Regions from separate parts of the Homo sapiens genome. Here region 1 is linked to region 2. A link is an interaction called in ENCODE POLR2A ChIA-PET data of the cell type or tissue named here. Cell type or tissue: IMR-90. All regions are shown on one strand.

Region 1 (2,500 bases), 270 kb after region 2:
ATGCAGAGGTCTATTGAGATCTTTGAAGATATGTAGGGATCTTGAAAGGTTTCTAGCTTAGCCATAACTGAGAGCAAAAAGTACATTTCCAGCACTACTTGGAAGTCAGACCCGTCCAGCCTCCCTCGAAGCGTGGGAAAATGCCAGCCATCATATAGGGTTCCATTGGGAAAAGACTCTAATTGTCAGATGGCTATTCCTTACGCCAAGCCCAGACCCACTATCTTAGGTCTGGCAAATGAAAGCCTCTTACAAATTGCTAAAAGAATTTTTACTTGTGGTAAAATACAGATAATCTAAAGTTTACTGTCTTAGCCATTTCTAAGTATAAACAATAACTTGTATAAGAATTCTAATTAGGAATTATTTCAAACATGCAGAAAAGTACAGAGGAAAAGAAAACAAACAAACATATGCATGCACATGCTGAAGTTAATGTTTTGCCATATTTTCTTATTTCTTTTACATTTTAAGAAATATGGTGTAAGCCCACAGAAAGTCCTGCTTTCAAAGAATCCCATTCCCTTCTCTTCTTTCCCAAGGTAACTGCTCCCCAGGCAATGCTATGTGCCTTTGGGTACCACTACCTTTTGATGTTGGAATATTCATAGGTGTCTTAGCATATTCTGTGTGTGTGTGTGTGTGTGTGTGTGTGTGTGTGTGTGTGTGTGTGTGTGTGTGTGGTTGGTGAGGCTGGAGGCAGAGAGAGCTTAGCCCAAGCAGAGTCCCTTCAGGTCAAAGTTCAGGTCATGCTCAAATGGGGTTACAGCCTCACAACCTAGCACTTTGCTGTGATTTGACTGTGAGAATTTTCAGCGTTCTAGCTTATCTTCCTTCTTACCTTTTGTACCTTGGCACCCACGCTGACAAGTGTGGGAAAAGGTCATGGTCTTGATTCTGCACTACAGAGGAGAGGCACCTCACCTCTTTTTCTCTTCTCCCTAATGAAGACAGCGATTCTAGCCCCCTTCCTTACGCCAACTGTGGTTTTCAGGTGACACAATGGATCCCCTCCTTCTCCAAAATAATTTCAGGTATTCTGCTGTGTCTGCTGAGGCTGGGGTCCCCAAAGATGCAGGCACAGCACATACTTCCATGCTGCAGTAGGAGCAGGTCTTCTGTGTTACTCCCACCCAGCACTCTGGAGTCTGTTTTGGCCACTGTGGTGCACTGAACCATGTCACCAGGGACAGAGTACACCGACTCCTCTCCCTGGGTTGTAATGGATAGCACAAAGCCCTCATTTTATAAGTATCATTTTTCTAAATAACATGCTAGGCCAGAACAAAGGCCACTGCAAAGCCACAGGCTCTTCCACACAGTGAGGACACCGCTCTAGAATGTTCCACTTTTAGGTGGTCAGGGGGACAGTATTTGCTCTTGTGCTTCCAATTAGTTAATTTTTCATTAGTCACTTTAAAAGTAGCACTCTTAATTTGGGATTCTAATTGAGGGACTTACGCTGCCACGATCTCTGCTGTAGTTGGGGCTGTAAAATGCTTTCCCCGTGAGAAATGCAAGCAGGAAGTGGTGGACAGCCGGAGAGCTGCCAGAGCCTTCTGCCTCCCCGCATTTTTATTTTGATGACCTGAGAAAAGGCATCACATTTCTGGCTTATTGATTTCTTTTTTTCTTTGTGTATGTGGTTGGAGTGGGGAAGTTGGTGGGGGATGAAAAGAAAGGAAAATAAAGCCATTCATCATTGCAACTAGCTATTTTGTGTAGAAAATGTTTTCTTGGTTTCTGTTTTATGTGACCAAGCACTTACTTACTCTGCATAATAATGCAAAGATGTTCTGCGTGTAACCTCAGTGTCCCATGTAAGGCTCCATGTGCCCTTTCTACAACATGCCGGGTGATGCTGCTAGGGTGTTGAAGGCCCTCGTGGCTTTCCACGTGATTTACTTGGGGCAGATTCACTCAACAGAAGCGTCCGATGCTGCTTTTTTTTTTTTTTCCCCTCCAGCTTTGTTGAGGCACAGTTGACAAATAATGATGCTTCTCTTTAAAAGCCTTCCTCAGAATGAGGTCTTCCTTTTTTTTTCTTTATTTTATTTTTTATTTATTTCAGTAGCTTTGGGGGTATAAGTGGTTTTGGGTTACATGGATGAATTATATAGTGGTGAATTCTGAGATTTTAGTGCACCCATCATCTGAGTAGTATACATTGTACCTAATGTGTAGTTTTTTTATCCCTAGACTCCCCCCACCCTTCCTCTTCTGACTCTCTGAAGTCCATTATATCACTTTGTATGCCTTTATGTGCTTATAGCTTAGCTCCTACTTACAAGTGAGACCGTGTGGATTTTGGTTTTCTACTCCTGTGTTACTTCACTTAGAATAATGGCCTCCAGGTCCATCCAAATTGCTGCAAAGACATTATTTCTTTCCTTTTCATGGCCAAGTAGTACTCCATGGTGTATAGGTACTGCATTTTCTTTATCCACTCAGAATGAGGACATTCAGTTTTCAGTCATCCATTTATCTATACCAGCAAGCA
Region 2 (2,500 bases):
GAAACTGTCACAGGGAAAAGAGAGTTGGACTTTTAGAGCTGTAAAATGTGTCAGTTGTCCACTACCATCTGTACACATCTAACTCCGTGTTAGAAGGAATGTTACTGTTTTCCTGCCCCTGTCTGGATGGTGGAAATGGAAGACTGAGGGTGGAGGACTCATTTCTGAGCTGGTCCGGAGGAAATCTGAATGTCTTAACTTTTATGTATATTGGGGATGCTAAGAGCTCTATCATAATGAAAGTAACACTTGTACGACAATCATTTATCCTAGGTGTCGTTTTGTTTATTGTTACCTGTACAAAACCAGCAAGCAAAGAGCCCCTAGGGCTCAACCTGAGGCTTAAGGAGGTTACATAGGGCTGGATGTAACTTTCAACACCTTTCTCTGATGAAAGGGAGACCTGAAGGTATGCGTTTCAATGACGTGATTTGAAAGGACTCTGTTATCTTTTATTTTGACCGAAAAAAAAAAAAAAAAAAAAGGTCTTGTGAAATGCATTCCTGTCATGGTTGGGCAGGTTAAAGCTCAATGGTCTATATATCTATATCTCTGTCCCAGCTGGGAATGTAGAACAACTCTTACCCATACAAAAATATGAAGGATTAGGTTCATAGAAGACTGCTTTAAAAATATGAGCAGATTATAACTTCTGCTTTTTCTAACAAGTATTGCTTGGGAAGAAAAAGGTCATTATTGTCTTCAGTATCTTCCAGTCCTTTCTCTAAACACCACAAGAATTACATGAAGACTGGAATCAGATCATGCTGTTTCTCTGCTTAAAATTCTTCAATGGTTTCTTATTGGGTCTCAAATAGAATTCACACTCTTCACCATTGCCCATGAGGGCTATACAACCCGGCCTCTCAAGAGCCTTGTGGCCTCTTGTCATGTTGTCCACACCCAGTCATACTTGACTTTTTCCAGTTTCTCAGCTACATCAACCTTTTTTCTCCCACCTCAGGGACTTTTCATTTATGAACCTCTTTGCCAGTTATGTTTCTCTTCCCACACTCAGAGCAGCTGGCCTCTTCATATCCTTTGAGCTTAAATGTCACCTCTGCCTGCCTGCTCCATCACCTCTCCTAACAACCTCCATCTCGACCCCCTGTTGGCTTCTTTTGAAAAATTGAGCACAGCTATTGTTTTACTAATCTGTTTTTGCACTTGTCCTTTATCTATGGCCATCTAGAAAGCATGCTTCATGAAAGTAGGGGCCTTGGCCATTATATTCCCAGTGTCTAGTACAGACCACGTGCTCACTATTTGCTGAATAAATTGAGATTTATGTATTACATAATGCATTATAAATTTAAGCTTTAGTAGTCATTATTCTCTTTGTAGTATATATAATAGAATAATTTCTCCTTGATTTTTATATAACCTCCAGTTTGCAAAGAGGAACTAGAATTCCCACACAAAATGACAGTCTTAGAAATTGGATTGATAAGGCAGACATGACGGCACACACCTGTAGTCCCAGTTGCTTCAGAGGCCAAAACAGGAGGACTGCTTGAGCCCAGCAGTTCAAGGCTACAGTGAGCTAAGCAGGTTCCACTGCATTCCAGCCTAGGTGATAAAACAAGACCCTGCCAAGAAAGAAAAAGGAGGGAGGGAAGGAGGGAGGGAAGGAGGGAGGGAAGGAGGGACGGAGGGAGGGAGGGAGGAAGGAAAATAAATATATTGGATGGATAAAGAAATTCTGTTCTTTTACATCTTTCACTCTCTTTTTAGCACCATAAAATTGTGCTGAACTTCTGCAAAGAGTTTGTGGACCTCACCAAGGTGCTCCCCATGCCTCTTGAACTTGTAGATTCCAGGTTCTTCACCTGATGTACTTTGAGCTCTGAATACTGAGACCACAAAAAAATATGCTCAGCGTTTTGCAAACCTTAGAAAAGTAGACATAAGAGCATTGATTAATGTTCCAACTTGGCCTGATTCACTCAGAACATAAAACTTTGTCCTGGATAGGACTGGCTCAAGACCCCACAGCTAAAAAAAGCCATCTGAGACCTGTGCCCAAGCCTTCTGATGCCAGATCTAGGCCTTAATTCAGGGAACTACTGCTGTCTCTGGAAAGGCAGGGTTAGTTAGGAATTAACAACCCATGATTCTCCAACTGAATCCTTCAAGCACTAGATCCTCATGCTTTTGCGTGACTGGCTCCAGAAGTTTCTTTAAAAATCCAGTCCCCATATTAGAAGTGGTAATACAATTCAAGGAAGTTGTCATTGTCAATCATCGCGTATTCAGCAATTCTTTTTTTTTTTTTTGAGACAGAGCTTTGCTCTCGTTGCCCAGGCTAGAGTGCAATGGCACAATCTCAGCTCACTGCAGCCTCCGCCTCCCAGATTCAAGCAATTCTCCTGCCTCAGCCTCCTGAGTAGCTGGGATTGCAGGTGCCCACCACCACGCCCAGCTAATTTTTTGTATTTTTAGTAAAGACGGGGTTTCACCATGTAGGCCAGGCTGGTCTCGAACTCCTGACCTCAGGTGA

The links. Peaks named below come from ENCODE experiments on the same cell type or tissue, not always from the same donor. Only the 100,000 strongest peaks of a DNase experiment are listed, where the experiment ranks them.
Region 1: POLR2A ChIA-PET joins it to region 2 with 9 read pairs; 2 of 35 experiments call an interaction of 5 or more read pairs at or near these places.

The regions. Positions count from the first base shown.
Region 1 is chr6:148,537,150-148,539,649 of GRCh38, forward strand. The region is part of intron 16 of SASH1 (SAM and SH3 domain containing 1); the gene reads left to right. Among named protein-coding and RNA genes, the nearest start is that of SASH1, 200 kb to the left of the region's middle. In IMR-90, no CTCF peak of the experiment used is centred here; a DNase peak (open chromatin) is centred at 1,542; H3K27ac peaks cover 1,657 bases.
Region 2 is chr6:148,263,714-148,266,213 of GRCh38, forward strand. It overlaps a transcript of SASH1 not described here. Among named protein-coding and RNA genes, the nearest start is that of SASH1, 78 kb to the right of the region's middle. RefSeq lists an enhancer at 834-1,387. In IMR-90, no CTCF peak of the experiment used is centred here; no DNase peak of the experiment used is centred here.